Regions from separate parts of the Mus musculus genome. Here all the other regions are linked to region 2. The links are chromatin loops, found by intact Hi-C in ENCODE. Cell type or tissue: left cerebral cortex. All regions are shown on one strand.

The links. Hi-C counts contacts between places; a loop is a spot of excess contacts. Peaks named below come from ENCODE experiments on the same cell type or tissue, not always from the same donor. Only the 100,000 strongest peaks of a DNase experiment are listed, where the experiment ranks them.
Region 1: a loop joins it to region 2, with 4 times the contacts of the local background. A loop is called at or near these places in 6 of 42 quality-filtered maps.
Region 3: a loop joins it to region 2, with 2.2 times the contacts of the local background. A loop is called at or near these places in 5 of 42 quality-filtered maps.
Region 4: a loop joins it to region 2, with 4 times the contacts of the local background. A loop is called at or near these places in 5 of 42 quality-filtered maps.
Region 5: a loop joins it to region 2, with 2.8 times the contacts of the local background. A loop is called at or near these places in 6 of 42 quality-filtered maps.
Region 6: it touches region 2 in a loop (5-fold over the local background); 15 of 42 quality-filtered maps call a loop at or near these places.

What each region holds. Positions count from the first base shown.
Region 1 is chr1:156,915,688-156,919,687 of GRCm38, reverse strand. The region is part of intron 1 of Ralgps2 (Ral GEF with PH domain and SH3 binding motif 2); the gene reads left to right. Among named protein-coding and RNA genes, the nearest start is that of 4930439D14Rik, 21 kb to the left of the region's middle. In left cerebral cortex, a CTCF peak has its summit at 2,043; DNase peaks (open chromatin) are centred at 642 and 2,021.
Region 2 is chr1:157,534,640-157,538,639 of GRCm38, reverse strand. Sec16b (SEC16 homolog B (S. cerevisiae)) reads right to left here. Exons shown (of 26, transcript NM_001159986.1): 6 at 3,867-4,000; 7 at 3,128-3,279; 8 at 2,727-2,788; 9 at 987-1,122; 10 at 297-527. Among named protein-coding and RNA genes, the nearest start is that of Sec16b, 10 kb to the right of the region's middle. In left cerebral cortex, CTCF peaks have their summits at 787 (motif pointing right) and 1,966 (motif pointing right); DNase peaks (open chromatin) are centred at 913 and 1,986; H3K27ac peaks cover 250 bases.
Region 3 is chr1:157,469,220-157,473,219 of GRCm38, reverse strand. It overlaps Cryzl2 (crystallin zeta like 2), which reads right to left. Exons shown (of 10, transcript NM_001033284.2): 8 at 2,423-2,604; 9 at 804-1,032. Among named protein-coding and RNA genes, the nearest start is that of Cryzl2, 13 kb to the right of the region's middle. In left cerebral cortex, no CTCF peak of the experiment used is centred here; DNase peaks (open chromatin) are centred at 292, 812 and 2,270; H3K27ac peaks cover 2,876 bases.
Region 4 is chr1:157,409,596-157,413,595 of GRCm38, reverse strand. It overlaps Rasal2 (RAS protein activator like 2), which reads left to right and starts at 1,001. Exons shown (of 18, transcript NM_177644.5): 1 at 1,001-1,859. The coding sequence starts at 1,658. It overlaps 2810025M15Rik (RIKEN cDNA 2810025M15 gene), which reads right to left and starts at 1,244. Exons shown (of 3, transcript NR_027984.1): 1 at 471-1,244. In left cerebral cortex, CTCF peaks have their summits at 1,030 and 1,751; DNase peaks (open chromatin) are centred at 1,615, 2,406, 2,641, 3,643 and 1 more place; H3K4me3 peaks cover 3,926 bases; H3K27ac peaks cover 2,115 bases.
Region 5 is chr1:157,444,917-157,448,916 of GRCm38, reverse strand. No RefSeq gene overlaps it. Among named protein-coding and RNA genes, the nearest start is that of Cryzl2, 12 kb to the left of the region's middle. In left cerebral cortex, a CTCF peak has its summit at 2,375 (motif pointing right); DNase peaks (open chromatin) are centred at 1,626, 2,396 and 3,332; H3K27ac peaks cover 1,889 bases.
Region 6 is chr1:157,298,102-157,302,101 of GRCm38, reverse strand. It overlaps Rasal2 (RAS protein activator like 2), which reads left to right. Exons shown (of 18, transcript NM_177644.5): 2 at 2,838-2,965. Among named protein-coding and RNA genes, the nearest start is that of Gm51654, 47 kb to the right of the region's middle. In left cerebral cortex, a CTCF peak has its summit at 2,348 (motif pointing left); a DNase peak (open chromatin) is centred at 2,340.

The DNA of each region.
Region 1 (4,000 bases), 620 kb after region 2:
GCGTGCATGCTCACGCTATAAATTATATAAGCATAGCAGTTCCTTCCCAAGTATTATTAGTTACCAAAGTATGCAGATCTTCAAGTACTCTATTTTAAATAGTGTAGTAGCTGGGCATGATGGTATAGGCAGACCTATAATCTCAGGTTAAAAAGTAGAGATGAGAAGATTGTAAATTCAAGGTCAGCCTGGCATCATGGGAAGGCTATCAAGAAAAAAAGTTACAGTATTTTCATATAGCCTGTGCAGATCTTCCTAACATCTAGGTTATTTACAATATTTAGCCCAATATAAATGCTATATAAAGTAGTGACAGTGTATTGTTTAGGAAATGATTAAAAATATGCATGTCCAATGCAATTTTTCCTCATATTTTATAGCTGGTTGAATCTGGATCCATAGAAGCCACATATATTTTGCAAACCAGTCACTTCTACCCCTCCTCCTTTCCTTCCTTTTTTTTTGAGATAGGGTTTCATACTTGAGCTTATTATATAGCCAAGACTAGCTCTTGTCTCCCGACCCTGTTTCTTACATACTAGGATTATAGGCATGTGCCAACACACCCAATTTGATAATCTGAAATTGGTGGAAAGCTTTAGCCCAGTGGTAGAGTGCTGGCCTTGCATACCCGATGATACAGGTTCACTCCCAGTACTGCCAAGACACAAACACCCACCCTTAGTTTGTGGGATGCTTAGCACTAGAGAATGTCATGTTCATTTGGCTGGTTAGATACTAGTGGAGTAGATCTCTAGCTTTCTTGTATTGAGGCTTGTGGTTTTCAAGCCTGGTTCTGTGAATGACCAGGAGGGTGTAACACATAATAATTTATCATTTATGCTGAGCAGAGATTTGAACCCAGTCTATTACCCAGCAAAGCACATTCCAGTATGATTTATTAATCTAGAAGTATGTGTCATTTCAGACTTCTTAGAATCATTAACTGTTTGTAAGACTAAAAAGAAAATTATACCGTAATGTTTTGTGTGCCATTATAGTATTTTCAAAGGTGGGGATCTTTCAAGGTGTTTTGGGATAGATCCCTCATAGTATCAAGGGTTTATTATACTTGAAGTTATCATAAAGGTATCCATTTGTTGGAACAACTGACAGTGTTCTTAGTCTCTTTGTCTGTATATTTTAACTTTCTAAGTCAGATTTGCAAGCTTGTCAGCAGTGCATTTATAAGAACTCATCCATACTGGGGGCACAATAAAGTCCAGGGTGACAGACGGTAGTCACCCTTTATATCAGCTTCTCCACACTCAGTCCTCATACTTCAAATTTCTTTCTTGAATTTTGCTTTCTGTTACATTCACACTATTTTCATTGTTCTAATAGAAAGAGGATTTTTGCCTCTCTTCGCCTTTGTTTATACTACTAACTGTATTGTTTGTTCTTGTAATGAACTGCCATCAAGAGAGAGAGACAGACAGACAGAGACAGACAGACAGAGACAGAGACAGAGAAACAGACAATTTATCTCCTGCCACTCTGTCATTTTCACAGCAGTTGAGCATATGAGAAAGGATAAGAAAGATGGTCTGGCTATGAAGAAAGTGCCAAGGATAAGCAAGCAGATGTACAATTAGAACCCACCCATCTCTGGTTAACCCATTATAGATGAGCACACATGAGCTCAGCATTGGGTTGGTGCTCTCGCACGTAAATCTGAGAAATGGAGTTCGCAGGTAAGCTTTTCTCTTTTCTTTCTTTCCCTTCCTTTCATCTTAACACATTTCATCAGTTTGCAGCAAGGTTTCGTAGCTAAGATTCTCCATGGGAGCAGGAGAAGGGTTGAGAAGCATGCTAGGTATAAGGGGCATCAAAACATGGAAAGATCTGGGATTTGAAATATAACCCCAGTTGAGATCTTTAAAATACCTCTACCTTTTCAGTAATATTCATCTCTGTTATTCTTTCCTTTAGCTTCAGGCAAAAATACTTGTCTATCTGTAACTCAGTCCAGAAAAGCCATTCTTGAGTACATTCCGGCTGTATGTTCCTTTTGCTGAACAAGTGACCTATATCGCCACCTATCGGTAAAGCTGTACTTTCTACTAGACATGTAGCTTGCTTAGATAACTGAATTTTTCAAGGTGAAGAGTTTTGTAGTTCAGGAGAATTTAATTTCCTTTTATATTATATATTTGGAAATAGTTTCAAACTAGAAGTGAAATTATAAGAATAGCATACTAGGATTCTCCACAGAAACAACCAAGAAGATAGATAGATACACACACACACACACACACACACACACACACATATGTGTATATATATCCCTTTAGAATAATTGTGTATATATCTTAATAGATTTTTATAGATAATGAAAAGCTCTTTTAATACATTTTGTACATATATGCACAACATGCATACATGTGCACACATTAAGGAGTTAGCCCTGTAGTCAGAGCGACTGAGAAGTCCCAAGGCACATTCACAGTTAGCAAGCTGGAGACCTAGGAGAGCTGATAGTAATCAGCTTTCCTCCCATGCCAGTGTGTTCCCTCATGACCCCACAGCAGCACACTTTGCTAGACATGTAAATCTACTTAGGATTCAATTGGGTTGTTTTCATGCTTTGATTGCTAGTATTATATAAGCATGCTTTAAAAAAACCCTCAAGTACATAGTATTGTGAGTTAAGTGGACTTCTAAGAGCCAGTCTTGAGTACAGAGTCTGACCAGAATGTATAAACTCCCAGCAAAGCTACATAGTAAAACAATGTTTAGAGCACATTTATTTATAGTTAACCTATGTGCATGTTTTGGTATAGTAGAGGCTAGAGTTCTTTTTTAAAATTTATTTCTTTTATTTTTTTGAGATTATAATTGTATTATTTCCCCTTCCTTTTCCTCCCTCCTATATAGCCCTTCTTAATCTTTTCATATTTATGGCTTCTTTTTCTAGTAATAATTGATATATATTTACATAATATTACATATAAATTATACAAATACACAAATGCAAACTGCTCAGTCTATATACTCTTTAAAAGAATATTTTGGTGTTTTAAATTACAAGTATGGGGGCGGGGAGTTGTATTTATGGGCATGTGCCCCATGCTGGTAATGAATTACTGTGCCACCATGCTGGTGATTGGACTAGTGTGCCCCCATGCTGGCGATGGACCAGCGTTCCAAGGTTTTGCCTGAGTACCATGTGCTTCAGCTCAGGTCCTAGAGGGCTACAGGGTAGAAGAAGCACTTTTGCTGTCTTTATCCCCTCCCTTCTAGTTTAATATGCTGACTTAGTTTTGAAAACCTCCTTTCTCAGGCTTCTTAAATGTATGCCTTAAGCATTTAGAAACAAATATGAAGTATAAATAGATGTTTTAACTCAAACAGTCATTTAGTGAGTGAGTAAGGCTTCCTGGAAGGTGGTTTATTTAGTTGTTCTGACATGACACTCTAAACATGTAGTAGATTCACTTAACATTACCAGCGTTTCCCCCTTTTGCTTCTTGGGTGGTGTGTGAATTTGCTAACCCTGTCATTATGCTTGGCTTCAAGCAATGGGAGTTTGCCCAGACCTCGCTCTCTCACAGTTTCAGGGTGTGCTCATGTCCATGAGAACTATCACCATTGTTTGAAATTCTAGCTACTCTCAGATTTAGACTTAAGTATAGCTTATACTTTTTACATTTCATGCCAAGGATGAGCGACCTTTTAGTCTTGAACTGAGAATACATTTTACATATTAGAATACGCTGATAACATGGTTAATTTATAGATACTAAGTATCCTTAGAAGATTTGAAACACTTCAAAGTAGGAAACTTTTAAAGTTATTCAACTGGTGTCATCTGCATAAATATTCCAACATTTGAGGAACTCTGACATTTGAACCATTTCTAGTCCTCAAGCATTAGAGCTGAGGGAGGTTCAGCTGGCACTTAGAAGTCAGTTGTCAACATTAGAGGTTAGCACTCTGAAGGTATGGATGGATCATCGTTAAAGCAGCCGTTTAGAACTGCATAGGTATACAGCATACC
Region 2 (4,000 bases):
TGGCCTCCTACTCAGTCTTGCTTACCTCAGCCAAATGAGTGTACCACCATGCCTGACACGTTTATGAAACTTAAACTGATTTTTTAATGGGGAAATACTGGAAGTAAATATATAAACACTGCAGGGGTGGATGGCATACACCTATGTATTTTTATTATTCTTGCTTTAACTTTCTGATCTTTTCACATGATCTAAAAGAAGTATATTCTGGCCAAATCATTGGAGGAGCGGGAGACTGGGTGAGGGATGGTGGTCCACGCCCATCTGAAGGAAGTCTGAGGGAAAGGCTCTCTCACCTTCTTCCTTCCGTAGTAGAGCAGCTTGGTGAATTTCTCCACGATCTGCGCTGGCGTATCCACATTGGGGGGAATCTCCCCAGTGAGGAGATCACGAGTCCCAGAGCTCAGTACCGGCCAGTCCTCGTCAGTCAGGTTGATGAGGTTGGCTACAGGGGGCTGCCTCTTGTACTTCTCCAGCTTCTTGCAGTCCTGCATCAGCAGCTCAGCAATGTCAGATCCCACCATGGACTGCAGGATAAAGAGAGTCATCCTGGGGGATGCTCCAACCAGTCCCCAGGTTGGGCCCAGGCTGAAGAAGGAAGACAGCAGGGTCTCTGACTTGTTCCTGAGGCAGTCGTGCAAATACACTGGAGATCTTTTATGAATGGTTGAATTTCAAACATCAGCTTCACTATCGTGGTTACTCTCTGCCTGTCCGCAGCCACAGTGCTTATTGGAACCACTCACAATTCCACTGGCTGGTGCAGTAATCCAGGGATTGTACAACAAACCCCAGCCAGCAGGGGGCACTCTCCAGGAAAAGGTTAGCATTGGCACACCAGTGTTAGAACCGGAGCTACACTCTCCCTCTGGGCAACAGTGCTACATAAAGACTGCTTTTTCTAACTGTGCTATATACCAACTCCCACAAAGACAACAACTTCAGCCCAGCTTCCATCTGCCCCCTATATCAAAGCAGTGACTTACCCCATTCTGTCGACAAAGGAGAACCAGCAGTTGCCAAAGTAGAGCTGAGTCTCTGCTCCCTGGTGTCTCAGATTTGAGACACTGCGTTGCTTTCTGCTGACAAAACGTCATGATATCCACCTTGTGTATGTCCTCCCTGTGGGACGATTCAGGAAGCAAGGCCTGAGCAGACTGACTCTCCCTGTACAGACTCTGTACAATGAACTCGCTAACATGGCAGAAGGGTGAGAGCCCAGGACTGGAAGTCTGGAATCGCAAGATCGTTTGTTTTTTGGTTTTTTGGGGTTTTGGGGGTTTTTTTCCTGTAGAACAGGGAGGAGTTTCAGAGATTCTCTTGTGCATCCTTCCATCTTTTAAATGAGGAGAGTAAACCCAAAGACCTTAAATGACTTCTCAGAAGGGTTCTGTTTCAAGTCAGACAAGACTGGGTCCATGTCTGGATTATGTAAACATCTCACTTGCTCTGAGCCTCAGTGCCATCCTTAACTTAGGACGGGACTTTAAAAACAACTGCCTGCATTAAAAAAGGGGGTAAGCAAACTGTATGGCATCCATCAAGTAAGTGCTTGTTAAATGTTCAAGAACATTCATACTATTTAATACACAACTTAGTTTTTTGCAAACCTGTAAGACATAGGGGGAAAAGGGTTAGGTACTTAAGGAATGACCCTTGAGATTTTCCTCTGACCTCTACATTTGTACCCACATACATGTGTGAGCGTGTGCTTGTGAGCTAGCTTCAGATTACATGTACAAAGAAGTAGCGACATTCACTGGCCTTCATATGAATAGAGTTTCACGGCCTTTGGAGTAGGCAGAGTGAGTGCTATATCATTTCTCAAGGGAAAAACTTAAAGATGGCTGATAAGCCAGTACTTAGTAGGCTACCTGGCATGCTGGTCCTCTGACACCCACCCACCCAGGACTCATCACAGCTAAAACCCGATGAAATGTGGCTGAAAATGCTACAGCAGTTCTACTTTATTCCTGCAGAGGGCAGACGTTCACAATGGCAGGGAGCTGGAAAAATCAGCTCAAGAAAAAGCCGTTTTAAGAACGTTTCTCCAGGCCGTGCTCCATTTCCCCACTAATCTCTATCAAGTCCTTGGAACACTGAAGCTTCCTACCAGCTAACCTCTATGAAATGGAACTGTTTTTAAAGGTCTAACTTGTTAAGCTTACTTCTCTTTCTCCTCTTCAAATATGAAACAGCTTGCTAAAATCACTCAGGTCATCTCTTTTTCTACCTACTGGCATAGAAAAATCTGGTTCAAATAAAATAGACATTTTCTTCCCTGACAACCAAGACCTGGCCAGGAAGAGTCCTCAGCTTTCAAAAGCCTTTATTTAGGAGTTGGTGACATAACTTAGTGGGGTCAGAGAAGTTGCTCTGAAAGCAAGAGAACATGAGATCAAATTCCAAACACCCCCATAAAAGCCAGGCATGGACAATGTGTTCCTGTAATGCCAGAGTTTGGGGGACAGAGACAGGCATATACTGGGAGCTCAGTGGTCAGACAGCTTAGCCAAAATGGCAAGCTTCAGGTTCAGTGAGAGATCCTCTCTCAAAAACTAAGAGAACAAAAGAAGATGAGGGAGAGAAAGAAGAAAACAACAGATGTCTTCCTCTGGCTTCCACATATGTATGCATGTGTACGCCTTCACACATGTGTGCATATCACACACACACACACACACACACACACACACACACCCTTAACAACACTTACAGTACTTTACCTAATAAGGGGCCCTGGGAAAGCTCTCATCTCCTCCTGATCCTCAAAATCATTAAGTAAAACCTGGAGTAGAAAATAAAATTAGGTCACCAAGATTCTTCCAGCCAGTCCCCACCAGCTGAATCCAGTCTCATATCCAGGGCTATGGTCTTGTGGTGTGGCTCAATGCCTTGTGGAGACAGTTATACTTGTTGAAAGATGAGTCACTAGCATCTCAGGGAAAATGTAAATCTAGCATCACTTCTTTTAGAGAAAAGCCCACCCATTCTTGCTCACAATCTAAGGCACATGTGACTCAGTTCCCCCTCCTGGAGATGCCCGGCCTCAAGCAAAGTGAGAGCCTGAGCGAGCCATTGAATTGAGCCGAGTACTTGCATCCCTGGAACCCAAGATAATGATTACCTCCATGCTGTGCACTTCAACGAGGGCCGTTTGTCCATCAGCAGGAGAGTTGGGGGGGACACACACTAGCTGGCCTCCTGGCCCAAAGCTCACAGACACATGGGGAACATAGAACCTCATAGGTGCCTTTGGAACTGTCGCTGAGGTGTCATCTGGCCAACAGACACATGGTGGACATCGTTAGGTTTATTTTCAGTGCTTTTTAGTTGATACACTACTGTTCCCATTCTACCTGGGCCAGGATGAGATGCTAGGTGAGATACTTGGTTAGAAAAAGTCATGCTCTAGTCTGACTTAACCCTCTAAGAATACGTCAGATTATAGTGCAAATGGTCCAAATGATAACGCACTCATCTCGGATTCTCAGCCACGGTCAGAGGACAAGCAGCCTCTGCAGCCAAGCCTCCAGACTAGCGTTCATACCTCCCCTCACTTCACCCAGTCCTCCCAGGTCCCCTTGTTCTCACATGTTGCCTGAAAGCACTCCAGAGCGCCTCCTGGCCCAACCTAACAATGACTGGGAGCAGTGTTCCCTTCCAAGAGCAACCTATGATGCACATTCCATTACTGAAGACAAGGCAGGAAAAAGATCCAAAGTTGGCCTCTCTGCCTGGGAGACATGCTTAAACCAGCAAGGCAAATGTAGACCCATTCCTGGTAACACAGAAGGGTGACTTCCCCCATGACCCAACCTTTCCTGATCAGAATTAACCGGTTCCTGTGGCCTCTTGGTACCCACCAGCCTGAATAGGCCTCCAAGCTGCTGACACCATAGGTTCATACTCCTCGGGGGCAGCTGTCATGTACTGACTGAGCTCGTAGCTACTAGAGCTGAGCCCAGACTCGTGCTGCTGGAGAAGGCTGGATTTGCTG
Region 3 (4,000 bases), 65 kb after region 2:
GGTAATCTGTGAAGCGGGACAGTGAAAGAGCCTAACCTCTGCGAATCCACATTTGAACAGGACATGGCCTTCATCACTGACTATAACTACCAAACAGGCTGGTTTTGGGGTTGTTGGTTTGGTTTGGTTTGGTTTTGTTAACATTAAAACACATTAAGGAAAAAAGTTCTTAGAGAAAGAGAAAGGCAGGTGTCCCAGGAAAGGCCTGGGACTCGCATTCACAGCCAAGCTGCCTATGAATGCATGCGGTTCTGCTGGGGTGGAAGTCTAAGCCACAATTATGAGACTGCGGGGGAATGAAAACAGGGAGTGAATAAGCAACAGAATTAACTACAGTGACTAATGGATGGATTCTTGTCTTCTGACGCCCAGCACAACTCATGTTCTGGTCTCAGTATGGCGCTCAGATCATCCGGCTATATTTTGAGACATCTGTACTTGAAAACCAAAGGTCAGGTCAAGTGCTTCCTTCTTGGGACGCTGTGTTGCAAAGTTCAAGGTTCAAAATGACACATGTATATTATGTTCTAGTGCACGGTTAACTTCCCTCCCTCTGAATCTCCAGTGATTGACAGAGCCCTCAAATTCAGCTTAATCCCGCATCCATGTTGAAAGCCAGGAGAATGGCGGGGATCTGGACACACTGAAGCCCGTGACACTCTACATCCCAACACTCAGGATAGCATCCTTACCTATTCAGTCCACCAAAGGAGGGCTTATGGGACTCAGAGATAAGGCTGCCAGATTTGACAGGGATAATTTCCCAGCCTGCTCTCCCCCTCATTCCTTACGCGCCGTCTCACCTTCTCCAGCTTAAACACGGCACCCGTGTGGGGGTGGATGAGCCCTTGCTGGCAGTACTGCATGGCTGTGGACATGCTCTTGGAAAACACTGCAAAGTCCTGGTGTTGGTAGCGACCCCAGTACAGTCCCATGGCCGAGATGTTCTTCAGGAGCAACAGGTTGCTGGGCACGGACGCAATGTTTCCTCCAGCGAATCCCAACACCACGATCCTGCCCTCCCACGCCAGGCTGACGGCAAGGAGGAGACAGAAAAGGTTTTCGGACCGGGTGCTTTAGAATCAAGGCTGACTTCAAGTGTGGAAGGATATTGGGTATCAACCAATGGCACTCCATGGGTTGTATGTCAAGACAAGTCAGCTTGGACCTCGGGCGGTAGGGAATAAGGCAGCTGATGGGATATGAGGGATAAAGAGTCACTTTAAACAAGGGCACTTTAGGACTCCTTAAGGCATGGGACTTCTTTAGAGAATTCTGAATAATCTACAAAGCCTCCTGAGGTTTCTGTGCAGCCCATTGTGAAAAGTGCCAGAGAGCACACCACACGTGGGTCGTAACCAATGGCTTCCCACGGGGCTTTGCACAGAAAGGAAGTGAGAGGCTGTTTACAAAACACAGTTATCCAGGATGCAAGATGGAAGGCACAAGAGTGGGTCCACTTGGTCTCTGCTTCCTCCTCTGTTTCTCCTCTGCGCGTAGGACCAGCAAGTGACACCAGTGTCCAGACACCTGCCTCCCAGCTCAGGGATGCCTGCTGGGTTCTATCCAAGACTAACTGCATTCCTTCTGCGGGCCGGCAGCTCTTGCTGCTCTGGTTTTTCTACTTCAAAAATGAGATAAATTACAAAGCACAGATGTGAAAAATGAAAGCAGGCCTGGTGTGGTGACTCATGCATACTTATAAACTAAGTACTCAGGAGGTACTGGGATCAGAAGTTCGAGGCCAGCCTTGGCTACAGAGGGAGCTTAAGGACAGCACAGCACATACCTCGTCTTAAGAAACCAAGGAGGAAAGGAAAGGGGGATGGAGAAAGAGCAGACAGGAACAATGCTCTCAGAGATCACCAGAAGCCCTGGGTGAAATATAGAGACTGTAAGATAGAATAGTCCTACCAAGTCTCTAGTGACACATAGTTAATCAGACAAACTAAGGAAGCACACAGCAACTGCGGGACCAGCGCCATCAAAAGAGCTTGTACCTTGGTGCATAGTCATCCTGGGAAGGAGAAACTACCACCACAGCAATCTTAGCATCTGAACAATGATCGCCCCAGGACCCCACACCCCCACATATTTAAAGCAGCCTAGTGGGGAACCAGAGAGCTAGATTTAACACATGGATAATTTCTAAAGTCTCCAGCGTTGCCAACTGGAGAGTCTGGAGTCATTTTTTGAATATTTTCCAGTTGGGTATTTTGTTTTTACTATATTTAAGCATTTCCTGATTTTCTCTGCTTCTGTTCCTTGTCACCCGCCCACTCAGCTATTCTCGTTGACGCTGATGCCTACAGGAGATGTGAGCAGCAAAGACAGAGAGAGTTAGAGATGCAGGGAGTTAGAACTGCATGGAGCTTGTGTGGAGCCCTAGCTCTAACCATTCTGGACAGAGCAATACCCGCACCTGCGGAGAGACTCCAGGAAGACATCTCCTCCCACCATGTCAATGGCTACGTTGACCCCACCGCTGCCTGCCAGCTTCTTCACTGCATCCCTCAGGCTGCCCTGGCTGTAGTTCACACTGAACTGTGCTCCCCTCTGCACCGCCAGCTTGCACTTCTCGTCACTTCCAGTGGCAGCTATGACCTGAGTGAAAAACATAAGGTTTCCAATGAACCAAGTCGTGAGGTAGGAGGGACACATCCCACCAACCACCATGCCATGAGCATCCACCATGAGCCATACTGTAAGAATACAAGCTAGACATCACACTTGGAGTCAAGAATGCAAGATGTGTGTGGCAGGGAAGGAGACAGGCTCCACAAGCACAAATCAGAAATATCTAGTCTAGATCTTGAAGACTAGAAAAGGCTTCCCTGTGCGTGGATATAGGCTAGGGGGGAATTCCTGATGTCAGATAGACCAGGGTTCAAATCCTGGCCCTTCTACTCACCAGCTGCATCTCACTGTAGCAACAAAAGTAAATTATACAAGGAAGACCACACAGTTGAGACTCAAATCCAGATAGCTCAGTTAATCAGGCTCCACACACTTAACCTCTTCATGGCCAGACAGTAGCCCTGGGTCTCAGCTACCCCCTCCTAAAGTAAAGTGGAACACTGACTACAAGGTTCCATAGACGTTGGGGGATAGTGTTGGATAAGTTGCAGCGGTTGTCAGACATATGCAATCGCTTATTCTACTTAAATGTCAGAGGAACATCACAGGAAGGCATAATAACTGCCACTCCATTAGATTAAGCAGCTGAGCCAGGGTCACCCCAAGTAGTAGGTGGCAAAACAGCGCTCAAAGCCAGTAGCATCACCTTACTCCAAAGTGCGTGTGTGCCTGACTTTTCTCCTCTGTTCTCCTTGGGGGAAACCATGCCTCAGGCCCAAGGCACATGACACAGATGGGTGGCAAGTTCAAGGCCTGGAAAGTTTCAAAGCTGCAAGCACTGAAGCACCCCCTAGAGTTGCCTTGTCAGTGAGAACACCCACCACAAAGTCTGAGATGACATTCAGAACCTGCACTCTGAAGGCAATTTTGGTTTTGCTGGTAGTTGGGGGCCTTTTGTCATTGTCTTGCAGAGGGTCGCTTGCGTAGTTTCTTTGGGACAGGATATTGCTATGCAGTGCGGGCTAGCCTCTAGCTTCCTGTTCTCCTTCCCCAGCCTTCTGATGCTTAGAATAACTGGAGAATATTATATCCCACCCTGGAGATGAAGAAGCTTAATTTTCTTTCCTTTTTTGTTTGTTTTTTTATGGTGCTGAGAACTGAACCCAGGGCCTTGCACGTGCCAGTCAACTACTCTACCACTAAGTCGTGCCTGCTAAGCCATGCCTGTGTTTTTACTACAACATGACAAGCACAGCTATGGAACTATATCTATCTTTACAGCTCTCAAAAGGCTTTCAAATTTAAGTACTGCCAAGTGTAGATGTTTGGATAAGGGATATTCAACCTGCACTGCCCAAGAGTCTGACCCATGAAATGCAGTGCAGAGCCAGTCACAGTGGTATGTGCCTATAAATCCATCTGT
Region 4 (4,000 bases), 130 kb after region 2:
AGAAAATTAGATTGACCTCTTATAGAAGGTCAAAGTAGAGAGAAATGAGGGCTGGGGTGGGCTGGGACACAACAAAAACCCTCCCCCAAATATTTTTTAGCATCATCTAATTATGAAAAATTCCTGATTGGTTTGAAGTAGCCATGTTCATAAATTGTTGAAAAACCTGATTTGTCAACATAATTTAAATTGGTAAATTTCTACCCGAAATTATTATTATTACTATTATTTATTTATTTATTTATTTATTTATTTACTTATGCCTAAAATCTCTGAAATCTGGATTGGTGAATCCCGCTTTGGGTGGGCACAAAACGAAGCCAATGTTAAGGAGGAAGACAGTTTACACATAGACCAAAAATAAAACCCAAGTGACACTGTTAGAAGAGAAGCCAACAGATTGCAAAGATCAAAGGCAAAAAAGAGAAGCTTGTTTGGTTAATGCTGGGGCTTTGGGGCATTTCATGTACTTGCGGGGCTCGTCCATCCATCCGCACCACACATCGTAGCCATGCTATTCTAAACTGATGATAAATCCAGCTCCAGGGCGGACAGGGCGCAAAGCCGGGATCTCGCACAGATCTCAGGATCCAAGACGCGGGGCCAGATCTCCCTTGTGGAGGAACCATGGCGTTTCTTCCGAGGTGACTGTTAGATAAAGCAGCGTCTTCATGTTCTTCGTCCGAGAAAGAAGCATTGGTCCAGAAATCAACAGGATAGGGGCTAAGATAAAAGGGAAGCGCCTTTCCCATCTTTTTAAATTTCCCGCACCCCGTTTTCTCTCCGCCTCCCCAACACCGTCTCTGCTTCCACCAGCAGCTCGAGGATCCCCGCACCGAGAGGCGGTCGGAGCAGGATAGTCTTAGGAAAGTAGGCGGGCCTGGCCCGCTGAGTATTTCGGTGCCCGATTTTTGCTGTCTTCGGCGGCAGTTCCTCCTCCGCTCGGTTACTGGATTGCACACGCGGCCGTGAGCTCGGCACTCGATTGCTTCGGCCTATCACCCTGGGATGCCGCCTGCCGCCGCCGCCAGCGCCGCGGCTGCCGGGCTTGTGGGTTTCTCAGAGGAGCGCGAGCCGGAGGAGCCCAAGCAGCGGCCGGAGCGGCGGCCTGAGAGTTAGCGGGCCGGCCTGCGCGTTCCGCGGGAGCAAGCCGACGCCAGGCGGACAGAAGCTGGGCCGGGGCGCGCCCCTCAGGCTGAGGGAGCCGGCGCTTTGAGCCCCCGAGGCGACGGCGGCGGGAGCCGGTCAGAGGGGGCGGCCCCTGGCGGCGACGCCCCCGAGCCCAGCCCTGCCTGGCCGAGCTCCATCCTCAGCCCAAGCCCGGGCGGCCCGCGAACGCGCCCGCGGGGGTTGAGCAGGGCTGCGTGGGGGCGGGAGGTGAGCCCGCGCTCCCGGGTGCTCCGCGTCCGCTCCGGACCCGCACCTGAGCCGGGACCCGCCTCCGCTCCGGACCACGCTGGACCCGCCTCCCGGCCCGGGTCCCACCCTCCGCTTGCAGGTGGGCTGCGGCGCCCGGCCTTCGGGCGGTGGGCGGCGGGGAAGGAGGTGAGCGGTGTCCGCGCCCGCAGCCGTTCGGGTGCTGGTGGCCGCGCCGTCGTCCCTTTCCCGCAGCCGGGAAGCCCGCCCCGCCGCCGCCGCCTGCTCCCTCTGGGACACCATGGAGCTGTCTCCGTCGTCCGGAGGAGCCGCGGAGGCGCTGTCGTGGCCGGAGATGTTCACGGGGCTGGAGTCCGACTCGCCGCTGCCCCCGGAGGATCTGGACGCGGTCGTCCCAGTCAGCGGAGCAGTGGCCGGTGGCATGCTGGATCGGATCCTTCTGGAGTCAGTGTGCCAGCAGCAGAGCTGGGTCCGGGTGTTCGGTAAGGATCACAAGTCGTCTGCCTCAGAGGCTGGCGTTTCTCATCTTTCCTTGGGCTCCGATGCATTCTTAGTCCCCCATCTATCCTAGGTCAGCTGTCCACATCTTTTTTTGGTTGTTGTTGTTGTTGTTGCAGAAAATGCTTTTTGACAAGTTTATCCAATATATAGCGCCTGGTTATGTGACTCAGTAGGCTCCTTTGGACCTCTTTAGATATCCACAGTAAGTTTATAGAGTTGAGCTATCTGGACGTAATTCTTAGGTGATTAATTAAAGGCACTTGCTGCTGAGTCCTCAGGAAGGTAGAATGGAACAAGGCACAAAACCAAGTGAATGGGATTTCATTTCCTTCCTGTTGTGTGAAGCAAGTGTTGAGAGAAAGATATGAAAAAGCTTAGTAGAAGATGAGCTAATGAATGAAAAACAAAACAAAACAAAATCGAGGGGTTGTGGGTGGGGGGCAGAGATGGGAGAGACACCCAGCCCTAGCCGTAGCCCTTGCACCAGCCCCAGTTCAAGTGTTTGGTAGCAGTAGATTTACCGACAGCTTTTCCTTGAACCGTACTCTCTGCTTGTCCTGAGTGTGTAGGTTGTTTCAGATTGCACTGCTGTTTCTGGTTTTCGTGGTTAAGCTACCCGGTTGTCACTCAGCAGGTTTAAAGTGATGAACACACTAAAGAAACTTTCCCTTTCTGCATTCCGAGTAACCATCTTTTAAATTAAACCTGAATGATGATTTTCTATTCAGGAAAGGCTGTGGCAACGTTAAACATGCTGTATGCATGGGTTAGCTGTGGCTTTCCAAAATATCAAGCTAGCAGAATGTTTCTGCTACACATGACCATAAAAGACATAGTAATGTGGTTGAATATAAGATGACCAATTTGAAGTATCTGGAATCACACAGTGTTGAGATGCTGTCCTGCAGTTTTGTTTGTCTAATATGCTGTTAGTGATCAGCATATTGTATTTATGGCTTGGCTTTCATACTTCCAAATAGGTTCTGTGCTTTATAATTCAAGACCATCTTTTCATGGTTTATAAGTTGTCTTTTGGACAGTTCAGTTGACTTCAGGAAAGATCCCAGACATTTGAATTCTTGCCTCAGTTCTGTCACTAAAAATTATTAAACAATTTAGGGCAGATAAGGCCATCTTTTTGCCTCAAATTCCTTATCTACAAAATGAGTGGATTAAATAATCTGTAGGGTCTTTTTAGTTATATAAAAAAAGCAACTCTCCTTATAGCTAGTTCTTAGAAATTTATGTATATACTACTTAGAATTTTGCTGGTGTTTCTAAATGTTTTTTTTTCTTTCTTTCTTTTTTCTCTTCCTTTTTGCTAAATGGGGGAATTAAAGCAAAGAGGTGGGAACTGACGCAGAGTTACTCAATTCATTCTCAGCAGGTTGGATTAAAAGCTTTGCTGCCTGGTAGTCCACCTGTCTGCTAGTTCAGGTTAGCTGATCACTTATAACAAAAGTTGATGAGAGTCTAAAAATGACTATAAATTGGAATACATTGTGGTTACATTTTATCTTCTGTCTGTATACACTTTCTCTTACTGTTTTTATACAATGTTAGAGAGAGGACCATGTTAGTATATATGATAATTGGCTGACAAGTGTTCAGAGCTGGATATTCTAGACCTTATTATTGTACATATCCTTCACATGTAACCCATGTAAATTTTTACTAATGTTTTGGTAGTCTGTTCTAGAACTGGACTTGTCATATGCACACACGTCTAAATATGTTTGAAGAAACCTAGAAATTAGTAGCACACAACTAGGGCCAAGAACCAGATAGTTTTCTTTTTGGTTTTGCCACAGCTTCGTTGTCATTTAATTTTGTCTGAGTCATTTTTATCTCCCTGGCTCCAGGTTTCTGCATACAATGTGGAATCTGAAGTAGTTGGCTTACATGCACATAAATTCATGCACAAGAAGTTATTCAGAGGAAGTATTTCTATGTTTAGTGGTAGAATTTCCACTGCATCATCTTTTTTTTTTTAATGTTTGATTTTTGTCAGTTAATTAAAACTCAGTTTTACTTGCTGTTTAATGCTGCTGCTTTTCTTTTAAGGATTTTTCCCTGGAGACTGCTTTGTTGTCCATACAAACCAAAACTAAGGGGGTCTTGC
Region 5 (4,000 bases), 90 kb after region 2:
CCTCAGCCCGGGAACACAGCAAGGTTACAAGAACTTTATTCTTAACACTTAGTCAATCAAGGGGCAAGATGTCGGGGAGGATTTCCTTTTCCACAAACACTGCTCATTTACCAGGTGTGGAAGGGTTAGTGTTTGTGTAATCTTCCTTTCAGGCTCCCCAGGATAAGAGAGGAAAGGGGAAAAAAAAAAGGAAATTAAGAAAAGAAAGACCCACCTCCCGTCTGTCTCTTCCTCCCAGTGGACAGCACTGCTCTCACTTCCTTTTGAGCCAGGAGGCAGGAAGCCTAGCTTAGCTCCTGAACCTCCCCGTTAGCCTTAGGTTTCCTTACAGATGACTGTGCTAGGGAATGATCTAATAGGACAATTCACAGGACTAGCCATGGAGATAGACTGTCTACTACCATCGTGAAGCAACATTCCTGGAAATGCCCCCCCCCCAACATCTCTCCCCACCCCCCAAGAAAGGAAACTTCGATTTCCCTGGGATAAACAAGCTTTCTAGAGAGAGAGGCTCTGTCACAGACAATTTGTGAACTCGCCAATTACAAGCTCAAGTTCCACCCAAATACACACAATCAAAGGCTTTTACCAAGGCCATCATTATATGTGCATGGGCTTCCTGCTGTCTGGGGAACGTTTTTTAACACTGCAGTGGTGCAGGGGAAAAAATGTCATCAAAGCATCGAGGTAGAGATGGTTTGCCTAGAGTGGCAGGGTCTTTTTTTCCACCTGATGGCTTACTTCACCTTGTCCTTTTAATGCCACAGCCTGGGAGGGAGCGAAGGAAACCAAGAGGAAAAGAGTGGGCTGGGTTGTGCATGTAATTTGTCTCACCATTTTAGACGGCTCTTTTAATGAGCTTTCTCATTAAGGGCTCTGTGAGTTTATGCTTAAAGTTTTCCGGAAAAGCCGATTAGCCAGCTGAAATCAGATGGCACCTTCCCAGCCGTGGCTTCTTTTCCAGGTACTGAAAGAGAGACTATGTAAGAAGAGAGACCTGACCTAGCAAATATGAAAGCAAATGATGTAACGTTAGGCAATCCCTACGAAAATACTAGTGGTCATCAATTATTAGATTATCGGAGGCATCGGTGATAGCTTTGCTCTGTTCAACTTGTTCCTGAGAACAGAGAGGATAATTGTCTTGTGCTATCCTAGCCCTGAGCTCGGATTTCCTGTAGAGCGCATATTATATTGCATCAAAGATAAAGTGCCCTCTGGGCTTTGACCCCTGAAAGTTGGGCACTCAGTCTTACCTAGTCCTCCTTCTTATTTCCAGGCCCCAGTGCAGCACTCAGATCCAGTATTAAATCCAAATCCACTAAATAAGGTTCACCATTGCACTGACCCAATGAGGGGCCACCAGGACAGGAAAAAGTGCATCAATGATTTAAGTGAGTACCAGGCTGCACACCAGAGAACTTGATCAAGTGGCAGGACTCCACAAACATTTTAATGTGCTGACAGCCCCTAAGTAGGGCAACAGCCTTCAGTTAAAACTGTCCAGAGGGAGAGATGTATTGAGATCCAGGGAGACAATTGCTTTGTTGCTATGAGCATCCTCTGTTGGGTTTCTGAGTATGAATGGGTCCTTTTCATAACGGAGAGCTGGATGTGGCTTTTGCTTTGTTTGCCTTGCCAGTGAGTTTACTTAACAGAATCCAAGCACAGATGCACGAAAGTGAATCCTAGCTGTTGCCTATGCTTGAGCCGATTGTCCAGGATACCCACGCTTCTGCTTGGATGGTACAAATAATGCCCTACTCCCAGTGCCTCTAGAGACTTCGGGATATGATATATTTGCACAGCTTAACACAGTGTTGGCCATAAGGATATGTATCATGAGGCATAAAACAAGAAGGGGGGCTGGAGCTACCCGTCATTACTGATTCACTGGACTGTGTAGAAACACCAAGAGGGGGTGATACAATCCTTCCCAAAATGTTTGCTGAATGACCCAGCCCCTGACCCCCACCCCTTTACAAGTCTGGTGAAGAATAAATAGTCTAGTGTCCATGCCAGGGATGCTTGCTCTGTCTCTCTGTCTCTGTCTCTCCATCTCTCCCTCCTCTCTCCGTCTACACACACACACACACACACACACACACACACACACAGAGTCAGTGAGCAGTGAATGGTCCATGCCCAGCGACATCAAAATGAGCTTGGATGTTCTCACATCGAGTGCGTAGGCCCTTTGCGGTGCAATCAAGGACAGCAGCAGCAGATCCCTGAAGGTGCTGATGAAGAAAAGAGTTGGTCTTCCAACTGGTATGGCACCCTATGGGTTGGCATGTATAGTTTAGGCAAACCCCCCAGATGGTTCTGCTTCCTGCTCAAGTTCAAGGACTTCTGGCCTGGCAGAGCCTCCGGTCACTAGAGGGCAGCCTGAAGCAGCCTTTTCGAGCGCTTCTCCCTTGCCAACTGCCAAAGCTGTGGTGCCCATGTTGTTCTGGCCAGTAGCTTGCCAGCCCACCCAGGAACCGGTTTCCTTCCAGAAACTTGTCTCGTTGCCACAGCACTGAATATATCCTGCATGCATTTCACAGTGGCACTATCAGAAATCCGATTCCCAGAGAAAAATGAGTCCTTAAAGATGTACAGATTGTGCATTCTCAAACATTAGATATTGGAAGAATCGAAGGCATTCTTCCTACTCCCAAAAAGTTCAAAGATAAGGCAAAACTATAAAGATATCTTTTTTAAAAGATTATAATGAGTTAGCAGTTTTCAAGTTAATAGAATAGAGTGGTAAGTTAGACATAGATGCTTGCCTATATTCATCAAGGAGCCCCAGGCCCAAGGGGGCTGAATGGCATCATTGCAGACTAAGATGTTTGTAAATTATTGTGGGGAGGGTAGGATGAAAGGGGACCTTGGAATAAAGTGAGACCCAGAGTCTAACTCAAGGCCTTCTCCTGGTGCCTCAGCGGGTACTTTAAATATCATCAGCCATCAATTTTCATATTGGCACAGTGTTGTGGATTCAATACAAGCTTGCAGAGCACTACTGGGTGCCAAGCTCTGGGAATACAATGGTAGGTAGACAAGACAGAGACCTTCATACCGCCCTCAGCCATTTACAGTCCAGTGTGGGAAATGAATGAGCAGTTCTGAATCAACGTACTGGGTGGCAGGTAAGGTAGGGTCTGTGAGTGTCCGTAGGAGAGAAGCCTAACTCAGGGTCCAGGTGAAGAAAGAAGGAAGGCTTCCTGGAGGTAGAGCCCTCCAGTGGGATCATCGAATACAGGAGTTAGAAGCAAAGAAAGGTCAGGGAAGAGAGGAAGCAAGGCCTATTTAAGGAACTGAAAGAAGAGCCTGTAAGTGGGTAAGAGGGAGCCCAAGAGGCAGAGCCCAGCATTTAAGAAGCCTGTTCTAGGGCTGGTGAGATGGCTCAGTGGGTTAGAGCACCCGACTGCTCTTCCGAAGGTCCAGAGTTCAAATCCCAGCAACCACATGGTGGCTCACAACCATCTGTAACAAGATCTGACCCCCTCTTCTGAGTGTCTGAAGACAGCTACAATGTACTTACATATAATAAATAAATAAATAAATAAATAAATAAATCTTTTAAAAAAAAAAAAAAAAAGAAGAAGCCTGTTCTAGTGGGGATATTCGGTAATAACCCTTAGGGCACTTGGGAATCGCTAAAGGGTCAGGAGTAGTGGTGGGAGTCAGGTCCCCACATTTGGGAGCGCCTGCTGATGCAGGGTCAACGCTACCTCGGAACACTAGCAAACAAGTCTGCAGGACTCCGCCTTGCCCTTTAACTGGACCTTTCCGGTTTCCTTCCTCCGTCCATATTCATCAGTTTTCCCTGAAACTCTTTCAAAACAGAGCTCTATTTTAAGGTCATCTTCACTGGGAAGGAAGCAAGAAGAACCTAGCATGTGACTGTCATGCTTGCTGGACTTACTTGCCTGCCCTCAAGTCCCAGCGTTCCTTGCAGCAGGTGATCTCTAAGGAAGGACAGGGACAGAGGGAGGCAGGGGGATACCAA
Region 6 (4,000 bases), 240 kb after region 2:
GGTGATAAATAGCCAGTCTTAAAGTGCTTTGCATAGAAGTTTACTTTGGATTCTTCTTAATGTTTCTAAAATTATTTAATTTTTGTAAGGAGGCCAGCACGTAATGTCCTTAGTATTCTCATAGGAATGGGACACAGCAAATCTAAAATTGTTTCTAATTTTGCTATTAAGAGTCTTCTTTGTGACTCTGTTATGCTTTTCTCTAGTGAATTTTAGGTACTAAAAATAATTGGAATTCAGAATTAGAAGTAAGTCACTAGAGTCAAAAATGAAGTTTTTCGATACTGTTAAGGTGAAGTAGGGCAATGATCTGAGCATGCTCTGTTCTTACAATTCTCCATGCATTACATGATAGAGTGAGTCAAATCTATAGACGTCTAAAAAAACATCAGGGATTGTTGTTTGTTTTGTTAAAACAATTTCTTAAATCTTAATCCAGTTATACCAAACAGAACAAAAATAATCACTTATTCCTGTCTTTTTTCATATAACTCTTAAAACTATCAAAACTTATGAAAATAGCTATAAAAATGAACAATAGTGGCTTCTAGGATAACTCATCAGTCTCTCATTGTAGACAGATTTTTAAAAATGCTTCCTGTTCCTCCTGCAGTTACTAACTAAAATGATTCTAGGAATCTACATGCTTTATTGTTGACTCATTCACAGCACCAGGGGAAACTAGAAGAAAGTTCAGGTTCACAGACGAAGAGTGTTCAGAGTACTCAGAATCACACAGATAATTCAAGTTTTCTTAAGTTTAATACTGATGTAGATTTATCTTTTATCAGGAAACATAAATATAGGCTCTCAAACTCTTAATTTTTAAAGGGTGGGGGTCTATCAACACCATCTAGCTTTAGTATCAGTCATATAGTACAATGGACAGTTTGTTTTATACATGGCTACCTAGTGTAACAAAGTTAGTCACTTGAATACAACTTGTGTAGGTTACTGGGTCCCTATTTAACATAGATTTAAGTTTTCCTAATACTTCACTGTGGAATTAAGCCTACATTGCAATAAAATATAATTCATTTGTCTAGATCATATGACTGCAGTCAATTTTGACATAACTTTTGACTATAGATAAGAGTATTATAAACATGTCCAAAGCTTAAGAATTTATTTATTAGCCTTGTACTGGTGGCATAAACCTTTCACCCCAGCACTTTGGAGGCAGAGGCAGGTGGATCTCTTAAGTTTGAGGACACCCTATTCTATAGAGTGATTTTTCAAGATAGTTAGGGCTATACAGAGAAATCCTGACTTGGGGAAAGGGAGAAAAGGAAAGAGAGGGAAGGAGAGAGAGAGAGAGAGAGAGAGAGAGAGAGAGAGAGAGAGAGAGAGAGAGAGAGAGAGAGAGAGAGAGAGAGAGAGGAATTTTAAGGTTTTCATAATAATTTTGAAAAACTTTAGGATAATTTAAGATGCAGTTCTAACATTAAATAAAGATGCTTAGACTACAAAGGGAAAGCTATAGGTATGGAGTGAAGATACTGCAATGCCATATGTAACTGCTATATATTTTATAGAACAGAAACAGAAAAAGTAACAGGAGGCCGAGGCAATAGATTCCTATGAATCAGCACCATGTCTCGCAAACTCTTAGTATTATTGGTTCTTACACCCTAAATTATTTTTTGGAGGGAATTGGTGAGTTCCCTAAAACAAGACATATTTAAGTAGATTCATAGAGGCTAAGAATTTAAGCCAGAAAAAAAATGAAGGTAATATTGACCACTTATAGGATTCGAGAGGAGACATGTGAACTTATGTGCTCTGATAACTGAGTTGTAGCTTTCTACAAATAACTGCCTGTAATTTTGCATATTTGGATAATTACAACCTGAGACAGTTAGAAACTATTTGCATTTATTGAAGTCAAAGCCATATACCTGCTATTTAAGATTTACAATGGCCTTACCGTTGTGGGTATTTGTTTACTACTGTCACCAGTTTGGATTGCTCTTGTAGCACATCTTAATAGTAATAGGTATTTGAAGTAATTGCTTTGGTATATTTTTAAAAGGAAGTAGTCCTTTGTGGCCAAATGACTTTTAATATATTTAAGGAACTAACATAAAAGTTTATTTAATATCTAGTTAGATGATTATATATTAATCATCTAATATATAGTTATTATTAAGATATGTTTCTCATTTCACAGTACAAATGAGTCAGCAGTTCATATTAAACCATTTTAAAGGCACAGAGAATAATAGTACCATTCGGAACTTGGGAATTATTAGCTCATTTTACTTTGATGTTAGACACCCTCACTTCCAAGAGCCATCTTTAGATCATTCCTTGAGGAAATAATTTTTGCATGCTTTAAGATCTTAGTGGCCTCTAGTGGTAATGTGATACCATAGTTTTAGTCCCAGTTCTTATTAATATAAATCCATTTTGTAGATGTAGTCACTCAGCTCTTTACATTGCTCATTCAATTCTTGATTAATTGTATTCTCAAATCCTCTTCATCCCTAGACGAGAAATTGTTGTCCTTTCTTTTCACTGTTATCCCTGCTCCTATATTTTTAGTAATATCGGTTTAGTTCTGAAACAGCCTCCCATTGTCTCAATGTAAACTATGTTGATTACTATATTAAGCTTTTGGTACGTTTTCATCTTGGAATGTTTGAGCTTTTCTAAAGATTGTAGGAAGAAGTCTTCCTTAATCCATTATAATAGATTATAAAAGTAATTTTAGTTCATTGAGATTCATGTTTAGAATCACTTCTATTAATTCACCATATGAGAATTTTATATTTCAAATATTGGTGTACTAGGCATGAGAATGGTTTATTAATTGGTTTTTATTTTTTGCTACACAGATGTAAAAGGCCCACCAACCCACCGTCTGTCTTGTGGTCAGTCACCCTATACTGAGACGACATCATGGGAGAGGAAGTACTGCATCCTCACAGACAGCCAGTTGGTGTTGCTCAACAAGGAGAAGGAGGTGAGCTACAAAGCTACTGCTTATTTCTAAGCACATTTCTAAAGTTACATACTTTTTAGTTGTATTTTGATAAGGTTTCATTGTAAAATACAGACTCTAGCAACCATAAACTGTAGTGTAAGTGGGTACTATTGTTAAAATGATATGTTGCTGCAATGAAATAGCAAGCTCCACAGGCAAGACTGGATCTTGAGTAGGAAAACATAAAAACCACACTGAATTGATAAATTTGGAATGAGAGGCATTAAGTTGTGGAATCTGGTCCTGCAAATGGTCTAGATGAGCTAAATGATCTGTTCACTCCTGTGCTGACTAGTTTCTTGTCAGCTTCACACAAGAGAGTCATTTTGGCAGAAAATGCTCAGTGGAGAAAATGCCCTCATCAGATTGGCCTGTAAGCAAGCCTGTGGTGCATTTTCTTGATTGATGTTGGAGGTGTTATGGCTGGTGGTTCTAAGTACTATAAGAAATCAGGCTAAACCAGACATGAGGAGCAAGACTATAAGCAGCAGTCCTGTCTGGCCTCGGCTTCAGCCTCTAGGTTCCTGCTGTTTGAGTTCCTACCCTGACTTTCCCCAGTAATGCACTATAATTTGAAGCTATAAGCTGAAATAAACCTTTATTTCCCATGTCACTTTTGGTAGCTGTGTTTTATCATAGTAGTAGAAACCCTAAGACAAAACCCATCACAAAAAGTTCCTGTTCAGTTAAGTACTATCTTAGTTAGGGCTTCTGTGGCTGTGAGGAGACACCATGCCCATAGAAAGTCTTATAAATGAAAACATTTAATTGAGCTGCCTTATAGTTCAGAGGTTTATTACATTATTGTCATAGTGGGAAGCATGGTGGCACATAGGCCAGACATGGTGCTGGAGAGGTAACTAAGCATACTACACCTGGATCTGCAGGCAGCAGGAAGATACAGTGAACCACTAGGCCTGGGTGGAGCATCTGAAACCTCAAAGCCTACCTTCCAGTGAGTGACACACCAACAAAGCTACACCTCCTAACTGGGCTGCTCCCTGTGGGCCTATG